Linked DNA regions of Homo sapiens: region 2 is linked to region 1. A link is an interaction called in ENCODE POLR2A ChIA-PET data of the cell type or tissue named here. Cell type or tissue: endothelial cell of umbilical vein. All regions are shown on one strand. Each heading gives the region's core, and the rest is flanking DNA. Links, peaks and the distances in the headings are about the cores only. Region 1 holds the start of CFAP65 (cilia and flagella associated protein 65). Region 2 has its middle 7.3 kb from the start of LINC00608.

What was found. ChIA-PET counts read pairs that join two places held together with the same protein. Peaks named below come from ENCODE experiments on the same cell type or tissue, not always from the same donor. Only the 100,000 strongest peaks of a DNase experiment are listed, where the experiment ranks them.
Region 2: POLR2A ChIA-PET joins it to region 1 with 6 read pairs; 2 of 35 experiments call an interaction of 5 or more read pairs at or near these places.

Annotation. Positions count from the first base shown.
Region 1 is chr2:219,038,073-219,045,019 of GRCh38, reverse strand. CFAP65 (cilia and flagella associated protein 65) reads left to right here and starts at 3,504. Exons shown (of 35, transcript NM_194302.4): 1 at 3,504-3,532; 2 at 4,456-4,501; 3 at 5,970-6,124; 4 at 6,442-6,645. The coding sequence starts at 5,972. In endothelial cell of umbilical vein, for the core only: no CTCF peak of the experiment used is centred there; no DNase peak of the experiment used is centred there; H3K4me3 peaks cover 256 bases; H3K27me3 peaks cover 1,952 bases.
Region 2 is chr2:218,965,475-218,972,421 of GRCh38, reverse strand. No RefSeq gene overlaps it. Among named protein-coding and RNA genes, the nearest start is that of LINC00608, 7.3 kb to the left of the region's middle. In endothelial cell of umbilical vein, for the core only: no CTCF peak of the experiment used is centred there; no DNase peak of the experiment used is centred there; H3K27me3 peaks cover 163 bases.

The sequences.
Region 1 (6,947 bases), core at 1,249-6,248:
TTCTTGCCATTTGGCAGTCTATCCCCAAACCCTGACAGTTTTGGGTCCTGGCAGCCCTTTCAGGCTGGAGTTGCAACCAGTCTCTTAACACCCTCCAAAACAGTAGCTGCAGGGGACCATGACCCTCTAATGCAGAGAATGTCCTCTGTCTGCTCCTAGATCCAGCCCTAAACTACCCAGTGTCCCTCTTAGCTACAGCCTTTTCTCACTCTCTATCCCCCACCCTAGACTGGGCTGAGAACACTCACCTCACTCACTGCTGAGGACAGGAGCTTCTGTGGGAGGGCCTACCTTCTCTTTTTCTGTTTTTCTTTAAAGGTATACCTTTACATTTTATTTTATTTTATTTATTTTTTATTATACTTTAAGTACTAGGGTACATGCGCACAACGTGCAGGTTTGTTACATAGGTATACATGTGCCATGTTGGTTTGCTGCACCCATCAACTCATCATTTACATTAGGTATTTCTCCTAATGCTATCCCTCCTCCAGCCCCCACCCCCTGACCGGCCCCAGTGTGTGATGTTCCCCCCACTGTGTCCATGTGTTCTCATTGTTCAACTCCCACCTATGAGTGAGAACATGCAGTGTTTGGTTTTCTGTCCTTGTGATAGTTTGCTTATAATGATGGTTTCCAGCTTCATCCATGTCCCTGCAAAGGACATGAACTCATCTTTTTTTGTGGGGAGAGCCCACCTTTTCACCTCTATCCCTCAAGTACAAACTTGAACGCAAACTGATTCCAGAACCAACACTCAAAATGGAGTCAGAATCTCAGGATGGAGAAAGGCAAGAGAGGGCTTTCTAAGTGCTGGATCTGGGTGGACTTGTAACTGGATAGCCAGGCACCCTGGTGTCTCCTTTTGTCTTTTTCCACCCAGAGCAGCAAGGTAGGCTCCTTCTTGGAGAAACAAAGGAGGAGGACATGGAGATGGCAAAAACTTCCCACTTCTCCAGCATGCAGCCAAGAGGCTGGATGCTTGTAGGAGGCGCAAGTGCGCAGAAGGCTGAGTGGCTTACTTACAGAGACCTCCCATTTAGTGAATATTCTGTGTGTGTGTGTGTGTGTGTGTGTGTGTGTGTGTGTGTGTGTGTGTATGTGTGTGTGTGTGTGAGAGAGAGAGAGAGGTTTTGTTGATTGCCTACCATGTGTCAAGTACTTTACACATACCTTATCACCCAATTTTCCCACCTGCCTTTTGAGAATTATCCCCAGGTAACAGATGAGGAAACTGAAGCTCAGAGAGGTCATGTGACTTGCCCAAGGTCACACAGGCAGTTGGTAATAGAGTTGGGATTAATCTCAGGTCTGCCTGATTTCCCAGCCCTGGGTCTTCTCTATATGATGGGGGGCATAGAGGTGTGGGAAGATATCTGGGAAAAAGAAGCTTAGAAAAGGTATTTGTATGTGTGTCGAAGTTCAAATCATGGAGTGTGCTTTTACCTTTATTATTCCTCACACCAGCTTCCAGGCCAGGAGGATCTGAGGCCGTCTCCCTTCCATCCTTCCTCCCTTCTCCTACATCCTGATAATCAATTTTCTGTATTGTCACCCAGCCTTGAACCAAACAGCAAACCCTCCCCAGTGATTTTTTTTTTTTTTAAGATAGAGTTTCGCTCTGTCACCCAGGCTGGAGTGCAGTGGTGCGATCTCAGCTTACTGCGACCTCTGCCTCCCAGGTTAGAGCAATTATCTTGCCTCAGCCTCTCGAGTAACTGGGATTACAGGCATGAGCCACCATGCCCGACTAATGTTTATGTTTTTAGTAGAGGCACGGTTTCACCCTGTTGGTCAGGCTGGTCTTGAACTCCTGACCAAACTCCTGATCCACTAGCCTCCACCTCCCAAAGAGTGGGCATTACAGGTGTGAGCCACCGCACTTGGCTGCCTCTCCCATGATCTATTTTTGGGTCCAGGGAAAATATGATCAACAGGTCCCAGGACCCATTATTCCACTGGTTCTAGGCTCCTGGAAAGGGAGAGTTTCAAAGCAAACTCAGCTTCCTCTTTTCCCTCCTCAGGCTCAATCCCTTGTGAAGGCTCTTTCCATGTGTGTGCCTCCCTGGGCAAAGTCCAGCACACAGGCTTCTCCCTGGGAGTCCACTGATGTCAGCTGTGGTCACTAGGCATCAGGGCTTCTAGGAGGCAGCTAGACGCTTACAGAAGCAGAGGCTACAGGGGCCCTGCTAAGAGGAGGAACCATTCCCTTTAATTTTTCCAAACCCAGAATCCACCATTGAGCAGGCAAGAGCTCAGGAAGGAGACTCCCCGGTGAAGAGGCACGAGGACGCCTTTAGCATGAGCTGTGCTTCCTCCTTGGAGTTTTCCCACTGAGATTCCTGGGGCCAACACCAAACCCTGCCCCCAAAGTCCCTATTTCATTTTCGCCTAAGAATGAACCAGTTCCTTTCCTTGTCCTTAAGGTCCAGCTGAGTTAGGCTGACCATTTCAAAAAGAATTTGGGGAAAAACAAAAAGGAAATAATTATAGAAACTACAAACAGCATAAAAGTCGTCATGTCCAAAGTGCAGGTTTCAGATTCTGAGAATCCCATTAAATCCAGGGAAAAGCTCACTGAGTTCCACATTCTTTGATTCCCGGAAAACTCTTGATCCTGCTGGCGTAATTTACCAGGCGCCCTGCCTGCCCCTTCCCTCCAGCCCTGCCAGTCTCTGGCCATGTGATCTCCCAGGCCAGCTCAGGCCACTTTGCCATCTCAGTCCATCTTTCACCTTTCACAAGTCAACTCCAACTCTCCCAAAATGATAGCTTATTTTCTGTGTTTACCCCTAGACTCACTAAGCTCTCTCCCCCTAGTCACATCCCCCCTTCCATCTGAAAGGAAATAGGTTCACTGTCTTGAGGAGCAAAACATCCTTAGTTACCCAAGAGTGAACTTTGAGACTTTCAGCTTCACCTACTAAGGAGTCTTCACAAAATAGGACCCTTCCTCCAACACACATACCAACAAATGAACCAATGGGCTTCCGAAAGTCTACATTATGTATAATAATTCCTTTATACATTAACCTTCCGATCCCTTCAAAAGAGTTATTTTTCTTGTTGCTGACCAAGAAGAAATGCCGGGAGAAAACGCAGAGGACGCATTCCCTCTCATCAGCAAAAGGGTTCTATTTGCAAAGCAATATTCAAATAAGAAATAACTGCGGGCTGCTTTTAAGTTAACAATTGCAATCACAGAGAATGAGCTTCTGTCTCTATGCATGTCAGAGTGCCAAGCCCACAGAGTAGCTTCCTGTGAATTTGGTCGTCAATTAAAGTCATGATTGCTGGAACGTCACGACAACTAGGAGGCTCTACATTACCATGTCGCGACAGGTAGAAGCCCACAGTTACTACCAGCAGGAAAAGTCAGGGAATCAAAACTGAATATAGGAAATAAAATTGGGCGGTGCCTTCGCCTTCTACGAATCTTGACTTACTCGGGCTGCCGTCGTTGCCCTGGGATATCTGAAGACGCCGTTTCCTGCGCGTCCTGTATCTATGGAGACGGCAATATGGAGGCGATGTAAGTTCTGAGCGTTAGTCCCAAGGTCCCAGGGTCTCAGGGAGCGGCGCGAGTGGCCAGGGAAGGTATCTGTCCCGGGAGACCCTATCCTTCGGGAAATCGTGGCCAGAGGTCCCCTCCATGCCCTTCAGAGAGCCCCATGGGACTGAGTCTTGGGCGAGATCAATCAGACTAAGGATCCCGAAGAGAAAGAAGAAACAGCTCTAAGTGTATTTTGTCCCCCTTTGTTTCATCTATTTCTTTCTCCCTCGACTCTATACGACGACCTGCCACTTTTTCTAGTGGTCATCTTGGAGATTTTTAGATCAGCAATTAGGCAAATAAAGGAAGCTCATGATATATATTTTTTAAAGTCCTCGAAATTGGAAACTTCAATTTAAAACAAAACAAATCCAAAACAAAACAAAAAACCTCGCTTGCCCAGTCTCTTCACAACGACTGCAGATGTGTGAGTCTTTTGGAAGAATAGTGCAGGCTAGTGGGAAAGTTATGGTTGTTAATTACTATAACGTGTTTGTTTAGTGCTTTTTCAAATCCTCTGTTTCATTCGAGCTGCACATCGACTTTGTGAAATCGTCAGGATAACCCACATTTTACAGGCGAGGAGGCTGAGGCTCCGGGAGATGGAGAAATTTGCCTATCCCCGTAGAGTCTGAGAAGATGCTGGCACCCAGCGTCCCTTGCCCTGGGACCACTTCCCTAGCCCTATGACCTGTGTTGGACCAGCTTTCTACCCCATCATCTCTCATCTCTTCCATGCACTCTCTGGAATAGTTTCATGTGTTGAGTGGAGACTTTTTCAGAGCTCTGAGGCAGGAGCTGTCTGTACAGTCCCCTGAGGTCAGAGGCATTAATGAGTCAGGACAGGGCTGCAAGACCATCCCGTGGCAGAAAAGTAATGGACTCTCTCTGTGTCTCCTCAGCTTACATTTCTTTGATTTCATCTGAACGTCCAGTTCACAATTGGAGGTAGGAGCCTTGCCTGCCTTGTCTGGTGCCTAGCACAGTACCTGGTACATAATAGTAAGTGCTTTGTGAATGAACGAACGACTGAATCTAGATAGTCCCCTCCAGAGGGTTTAGACATGTTGCCAACTAGGAAAACCAGGGTCAACAGAATCTTCCGCTTTGGAAGGGTGTTGGTGGGTGGTGGGGGAGGGATAAGAGAGTGTCTGATGGAACTGTATAAATTCCTAAAGGGTGATCATGAAATTGTTTGCTAAATCTGAACACATTAAAATAAGGAACTAAACGACAAACTTGAAAAAGGATCATTTTAGGCCAAATAAATGGGCAAGTCACACGTAATCATAAACTGTTGTAAGAATTAAAATACCTGTAAGGGAGAATTGCTTGAACCTGGGAGGTGGAGGTTGCAGTGAGCCAAGATCTTGCCACTGCACTCCAGCCTGGGCAACAGAATGAGAGTCTGTCTTAAATAAATAAATAAATAAATAAATAAATAAATAAATAAAATCCCTCTAAGGACTTTACAACACTGCCTGGCACGTGGATTCTCAGTACATGTTAATAGACATTATTATTTTTGAGATTGTTATTTGAAGAAGTGAGGGAGGATACTGAGTAGTCTGAAAAATAAACATATGTTCAAAAAAGGTATTAAAGTGATGCTGTCCAATGTGGTAGCCAATAGCCATATGTAGCTATTCAGCACTGAAAATATGGGTAGTCCAAATTGAGATGTGCTGTAAATGTAAAATGCACACCAGATTTCAAAGTCTTAATACAAAATAAGAAAGTAAAGTACCTCAATAATTTCATATCGATTACATATTCAATGTAGTATTTTTGATATGATGGGTTAAATAAAATATATCATTATAATTAATTTTACCTGTGTCTTTTTACTTTTTTAATGTGGCTACCAGAATGTTTTAAAGTACACATGTGGATTGCATTATATTTTGGGGGGCAGTGCCATGTTCTATGATTTCATGCATGATGGCTTCATGTCAAGTGTAAAGGGAAATCAGAGATGAACCATTTGAGGTAAGTCATTATAGGGATCTGCAAACCACTTCCACATGTGCCTGAGTGGGGCTGGCTTAGTCTTGGTGTGTGAGTGTGAAAATTGCTGTCCTTTTGTCGAGGTAACAAAGTCACACTTGAGTGTGTGTGCTAAAAGAAGCCAGCTAAAGGAAGAGGGGATTCGAGGTGAGGGAGCCAGAGCTAGTCTGAGATACTTTGTGTGCCTTAGATTGAGGTCAAGCATCCTCTTGAGCATTTGGTGAAAACTGTGGCCATTCCTCCTGGAAAACAGACATGTATGCATACATAGCATCTGGCATATACATAGCATCTGGCATATATACAAATATATGTGCCACATATATTTGCATATGATTTCAGCTACAGTCATCGAGGATCCCTCTGCTCTGGAGATGGATTGACTTATGCTTTGATTGATTTATTTCAGTGATGTTTACCTTAACCGGTTGTAGACTGGTGGAGAAAACCCAGAAGGTGGAGAATCCATCAGTCTCATTTGCCTCTTCTTTCCCCCTTATTCCTCTTCTCCTAAGAGGCAAGAGTGTTCAGAAGAAACAAGCAGAGAGTAAAAGCCAGATAAAGGTAATGCACACACTTCAGTAACACCCACTGGAGCTTGCTGAGCAGTGCCAAGTGTGGCCATGGAGGGGCCTAGTGGGGTGGGCCTTGTCCCCAAGTCCCTCTTTGGAGTGCCTTCCCTGAGGGTGAGTCCCTGGGCTCCCAGGCAAAGCCCTGGATCTCGTGTACAGCCTCATTCCTCATGGTGCCAGGTAGCACCTGTTGCCAGAGCTGGGAAGCAGACCCTCTCCTCCATGACAAGGATGGCCATGAGAGTCTCCTCCCTCAGCCTCTCTTTCTCATGTCACTCCTGTCTCCTCTCCCCTCTGCTCTCTTCCCAGCTCCATACTCAGAGTGCTCCCTTTGGACTGTGTCCCAAGGACATGATGCTCACCCAGGCTCCAAGCTCCGTCGTGAGGTCCAGGAACAGCAGGAACCACACCGTGAACTCTGGTGGATCCTGCCTGAGTGCCAGCACAGTGGCCATCCCTGCCATCAACGACAGCAGTGCAGCCATGAGTGCCTGCAGCACCATCAGCGCCCAGGTAAGGATACAGCCAGGGCAGGCAGAGCAGGGTGTGGCAGGGCCAGGGCGGGGCATGGGTGGCAGGGCAGTGGGGTGGGAATCTTGAGAGGCCCTGACTCTTCCCTCTGCATCTGAGCACTAGACCTTGTCTAGACTTTCCTTGTCACCTTTCTTCCATGAGTCACTCAGGAAAGAAAATACTATATTGGCCATCGAACACACTCAGTAAATATTGAAACTGAGAATGTAAGCTCCAAGGGAAAAGGGATTTGTCAGTCCTGTTCACCATTGTTATCACCAAGCACACTGGAGTGCTGGGAG
Region 2 (6,947 bases), core at 1,088-6,087, 72 kb after region 1:
GTCTCTACTAAAAATACAAAAATTAGCTGGGCATGGTGGCGGGTGCCTGTAATTCCAGTTACTTGGGAGGCTGAGGCAGGGGAATCGCTTGAACCCGGGAGGCGGAGGTTGCAGTGAGCCCAGATCATGCCACTGCACTCCAGCCTGAATAACAGAGCAAGACTCCATCTCAAAAAATATATATAATATATATTCTTATATATTATACATTATTATATATAACATATTAATATTATACATTATTGTATATAACATATTAACATTATACATTATTGTATATAACATATTAACATTATACATTATTGTATATAACATATTAACATACATTATTGTATATAACATATTAACATCATACATTATTGTATATAACATATTAACGTCATACATTATTGTATATAACATTAACGTCATACATTATTGTATATAACATATTACCGTCATACATTATTGTATATAACATATTAACGTCATACATTATTGTATATAACATATTAACGTCATACATTATTGTATATAACATATTAACGTCATACATTATTGTATATAACATATTAACGTCATACATTATTGTATATAACATATTAACGTCATACATTATTGTATATAACATATTAACGTCATACATTATTGTATATAACATATTAACGTCATACATTATTGTATATAACATATTAACGTCATACATTATTGTATATAACATATTAACGTCATACATTATTGTATATAATAATATATATCAATATTCTATATATAATATATCAATATTCTATATATAATATATCAATATTCTATATATAATATATCAATATTCTATATATAAAATATATCAATATTATATATATATATATATATGTAGTGGGAAGATGATCATGATTCCTATATAACAGATGAGGAAAACAAAGTCCCAAGTTCCCACAGTGAGGAAATAGCAGAGTCCAGATTTGCTGCAAATCTCAGGATAGTTCTACTATACCCTGATGCATGGACATTAGTGCAGTCATTAGCAACGTGTGTGCATGCCATTCTTAGGGCCTAGTGTCCCAAGATGCATCTCCTCTCACCCCTGATCAGCAGGGGAATTGTGAAGGAAGGACTCAGCTGTTCTTCCCTGTTGGTTCCAACCAGCCTGGGGGGATCCCTGGAGTGGGAAGTCCCAAAAGGGGCCTGGCCTGCTGGCCCAAAGACCTAGACTCAAGAATGTTGCTATGTTAGGCCAGGCTGGCAAAAGTATCTACATACTGACAGCAGAAGCAAGTCCTCTGGCTGGCATTCTAAAGAGAGGCACGTGGGTCACACTGGGACCAAGGCCTGGCAGCAAGGAGTAAACACAGTCATCCAGGTCACAGGATAGCTCATGGGAGGCCCAGGCCTTCAGGGCTCCCCACTATCTCAGGGGCCAGCAAAGCTGGTTAGAGCACCCCAGGGCCCCATTCTGGACTCTGTCCCTGTCCTGGTCATTGTTTAGTCCCTGTTAATAGTTATTAATAGTGCTGACTACTATAGCAATAGTTCTTACCCTAACAACAGTAATATGTCATTCCTATCATAGGCACCTGATAGACACTAACCCAAGATCTTATTCCGATCTGATAGATGAGAAAACTGAAATTCAAAGAGATTGAATTGCTGTCTTCGATTAGTAGCTAATATATGGTAGAGGAGAGACTCAAACCTCTGACTCATAGTCTTTTGTTCCGTGCATCACATCACACTAACTTTAAATGTCAGGGAGGAGAAAGGACCCCCAGGGGAACATTCAGCCACCTCCCACTCCTATATCCCCAAACTGCACATGCTCAGGACCATGTAGTCCAGCATGGCTCCGTTGGTGCTCTATACAGGACAGGTAATTTGAATAATTATTTTGATTAAAATTGTATCAACTTCCAGAAAATGATTTTACATGACTTACCATATTAAAATGTACATAAAAGAAGATATTCAAATTTAAAAGACAAATTTAAAAAGCCATTGGTAAAATATGAGAAGTATTCTTATAAAAGGGAAAAGGAAAGATGTCTTTTTTATCCCTTTTAATTTTGTCATCACTACTACCACTGAACACTGTACTGGAGAGCCTAGACAATGCAACAAGACAGGAAAAGATATACACTGTGTGTAAATATTGAGAGGGAAGATACTAAAATTTCCTTGTTTACAGATGATATGACTGCCTACCTATAAAATCCAAGAGATTCAACTAGAACACGGTTAGAACTAATAAAATTCCAGTAAGGTATAAGATCAACATACCAAAAAAAAAAAAAAAAAATACGGCTCCCCTATAACCCTGTAAAAAGAAGAAAAGGAATTGAGAATTGCAAGCTTACAACAGCAATACAAATATGCTCCCAGATCAACCTAATGAAAACATGAGAAACATCTAAATAAAGAAAGCTATAAATATTCACTAAGGAACTGAAGTAAGAAGACCTGAGTAAATGAAGAGACTGAGCACGTTCCTGGGTGGAATGACTCAATATTGCAAAATTGACATATCTCCAAATTGATCTATAAAAGTGATGCAGTCCCAATTCAAGTCACAAAGGGATTTTATGGAAATTGACAGGCTTGGTTCTCAAGTTCTTCTGTACTGTGATTAAGAATAGACAAGACACGACCAGGTACTGTGGCTCATGCCTGTAATCCCAGCTTTTGGGAGGCTGAGGTGGGTGGATCATTTGAGGTCAGGAGTTCGAGACCAGACTGGCCTACATGGTGAAACCCTGTCTTTACTAAAAATACAAAAATTAACTAGGCACAGTGGTGCATGCCTGTAGTTCCAGTACTCGGGAGGCTGAGGCAGGACAATCACTTGTACCCGGGAGGTGGAAGTTGCAGTGAGCCAAGATTGCATCACTGCACTCCAGCCTGGGTGACAAAGTGAGACTCCATCTCAAAAAAAAAAAAAAAAAAAAAGACAAGACAATTTTAGCAAAAGAATAATGAGCATGCTGCAAAACTAGTTATTAAAGAAGTGGTTTGAAACAGCAGTAGTTAAGCAGATTAATGGAACAGAGTAAAGCCTCGAAATAGATTCATATGTGTGGGAATTTCATAAATAATAAGATGGTATTTACTGGGGGTAAAGGAAGACTGTTCAACGATTGGCACAACTTAGTAGTCATTTGGGGAAAATAATTATATCTCTACCTCTCGCCACATACAAAGTTGAATTCCAAAATAGATTAAAGAATGAAATGAAGACACTATAAAAGCACCAGGATAAAATTCAAAGTGTTTTAAAATGCAAAGTAAAGCCAACCAAAAACCTAGCACAAATCAAGAACAATTGAAAAGAGAAGAGAGGCCGGGAGAGGTGGCTCACACCTGTAATCCCAGCATTTTGGGAGGCTGAGGCAGGCAGATCACCTGAGGTCAGGAGTTTGAGACCATCCTGGCTAACACGGTGAAACCCTGTCTCTACTAAAAAATACAAAAAATTAGCCGGGCATGGTGGCGGGCGCCTGTAGTCCCAGCTACTCGGGAGGCTGAGGCAGGAGAATGGTGTGAACCCAGGAGGCGGAGCTTGCAGTAAGCCGAGATCGCGCTACTGCACTCCAGCCTGGGCGACAGAGCGAGACTCCATCTCAAAAAAAAAAAAAAAGAAAAGAAAAGATAAAACATCTAGGAGAAGTTAGTTACCATAGGTGTGTTCTAAAAATGTGTATTTGGTGGCATGCTTATTGGCAACCAAAGGTAAACATGCAGACTGTCACACCTTTTAGTCCATTTATTCTTTTATTCTTTGTTCTAAGGAGGTAAGTGGGCAAAGACGTGACACACAAATGCTTATCATAACATTTATCATAATAAAAAAATGGCTATTACCTGAATAAACATCAGCTCTTATTTATTGAGAGCCTACCTCATGCCAGGCACTGTGCTAATTCTCATTATTCAAAGGATATGAACAAGTTAATGTGAAGAGAAAAATTTCCCCTAGCTTTATTATTTGAATAAAGGACAGTGGATCTTCTATGGCACTTATGAAAAAGATAGAGAAGTGCTTTTTAAATGCTCTTGGATGGATCCTTGTAAGAGTGTGCACATATGTGTGTCCATGCTCTGTGTGTGGGCATGCACCTTATATGTGCTTTGTGTGTAATAGACATGGCTGCCAGGCTGGACAGGAGCTTAACTCCCCTTATCCAGCAAGGGACATTGTTAAACCCTAGGGATTTGGAAACAGCTTGGGGTTGGGGGAAGGAGCAAAGGGACTTTGGAGATGTGTGAGAGGGGAGTGGGGGACATGGCTGCAGAAATGTGTTTCTCCTTTTCCAGACACTGTCCAGTGTCACTTTTTTTCCTGTTCCTCCTTCCTTATCTCTTTCTCTTTCCCTCTTCCTTCTCTCTCTCTTTCTCTCTCTCTCTCTTGCTCCCTCTCTATTTTTCTCTTTTTCTTTCTTTCCTTATAATTCTCTTCTTTTTTAGGTCATAATAATATATTTTCAGGAAGATAAATGCTATGAAGAAAATAAATTAGGGGCATGTGATTGAGGGTAACTGTGGGACAGATTGAGATTAATTCAGGAGATGATGATGAGAAGGAGGAGTCTATTAAGTCGAGATCTAAATAACAAGAAGGAGACAGCTGTTTAAATCTCTCTCTCTCTCAGAAATGGGATGATATGACAATGTTTTCAATCTCCTATTTCCATTTCATCGTGCCATTTTTGTCATGTTGATAAATATATATTGATGTACAATTTTTTTTTTGAGACAGTCTCACTCTGCTGCCCAGGCTGGAGTGTAGTGTGGCTCAATCTTAGCTCACTGCAACCTTCACTTCCCGGGCTCAAGTGATCCTCCCTCCTCAGCCCCCCAGTAGCTGGGACTACAGGCACAGCCACCATGCTCAACTAATTTTTGTATTTTTAGTAGAGACGAAGTTTCACCATGAGGCTCGTCTCAAACTCCTGAGCTCAGGTGATACACCTGCCTCGGCTTCCCAAAGTGCTGGGATTGCAGGTGTGAGCCACCGTGTCCAGACTGATGTACAATTTTTTTTTTTTTTGAGACGGAGTCTTGCTCTGTGGCCAGGCTGGAGTGCAGTGGTGTGATCTCGGCTCACTGCAACCTCCGCTTTCCAAGTTCAAGCGACTCCTCTGCCTCAGCCTCCCGAGTAGCTGGGACTACAGGCACGCACCACCACTCCCGGCTAATTTTTTGTATTTTAGTAGAGATGGGGTTTCACCATGTTGGCCAGGATGATCTTGATCTCCTGACCTCGTGATCCGCCTGCCTCGGCCTCCCAAAGTGCTGGGATTACAGGCTTGAGCCACCACGCCCGGCCTGATGTATAATTTTTAATGGTCCATAATATCCCAGTGAATATCACTTTATCACAATTTACTTAATCTCCTTCTAATGTTCATTTAGGTTGTATCCAATTTTTTATTATGATAAACAATAGTATGACAGGCATCTATGCATCAGATCTTTTCCCACTTATCTCCTTAGGGCAAATTTCTGGAAATGTGGTAGCTAGATCAAAGAGCATGCTGCCTTTCACGTTTTGATCCAGACAATCTCCCCAAAAGACTAATTAGCATGTTCATTTTCCCATGCTTTCCCTATGGTTGGAATTTTCCATTTTGATAATCTGTGTCAGTGTAAGAGATGTAATATCTCATTGCTGCTTCGACTTGAATTTCTTTGGTCAATAGTAAAGGTAAGTATCTTTTTATTTATCATTTGCTTACATTTCTTTTCTTTCTGACTTTCTTTTTTTTTTTTTTTTTTCCTGAGACGGAGTCTTGCTCTGTCACCCAGGCTGGAGTGCAGTGGCGCAATCTCAGCTCACTGCAGCTCCCAGGTTCAAGCAGTTCTCCTGCCTCAGCCTCCCAAGTATCTGGGATTACAGGCACACACCACGAAGCCCAGCCAATTTTTTGTATATGTGTGTGTGTGTGTGTATATATATATATATATATATATATTTTTTTTTTTTTTTTTTTTTTTTTTTTTGAGACGGAGTCTCGCTCTGTCACCCAGACTGGAGTGTAGTGGCGCAGTCTCGGCTCACTGCAAGCTCCGCCTCCTGAGTTCACACCATTCTTCTGCCTCAGCCTCCCGAGTAGCTGGGACTACAGGCGCTCGCCACTATGCCCGGCTAATTTTTTTTTTTTTGTATTTTTAGTAGAGACGGGGTTTCACCATGTTGGCCAGGCTGGTCTTGAACTCCTGACCTTTTGATCTGCCCACCTTGGCCTCTCAAAGTGCTGGGATTACAGGCATGAGCCCCCACACCTGGCCTGCTTACGTTTCTTTTTGCGAATTAGTTGTTTCCAGTTTTAGCTATTTTTCTATTGAAAAATATATTGTGTTGCAAATACATTCTCTCCATTTGTCACTGGTGTTTCAACCTTGTTTTTATTGAAAGGATACAAAATAAGTCAATAACAAAAAAATTATCAGGTGGGAACAAATGCTATGAAGAAAATAAATTGGGTTATGTGATGAACTTTTTTCTTTTTTCTTCTCTATGTCTCTGACATTCAAAAGCTTAAATGGAGTCTCAGATGAATCAGTCTGTTCCTTTAAGGTCTTTTTACTGCTAAAAAGACATTCTCCACCCACCCCAAGATACAATATAATAATAATAACAATAAATAATCCATATTTTCTCCAGGTGTTTTGTTTCCTCTTTTGGAATTAGGGTCTCACTCTGTCACCAAGCCTGGAGTGCCGTTGTGTGATCATAGCTCACTACAGCCTCAAATTCCTGGGCTCAAGTGATCCTCCCGCCTCAGCCTGCCAAGTAGTTAGGACTACAGATGTGTGCCACCATGCTTAGCTAATTGTTTATTTTTTGCATTTATTTATTTATTTATTTATTTATTGTTTTGAGATTGAGTCTTGCTCTGTTGTCCAGGCTGGAGTGCAGTGGTGTGATCTCGACTCACTGCGACCTCCACCTCCCAGGTTCAAGTGATTCTCCTGCC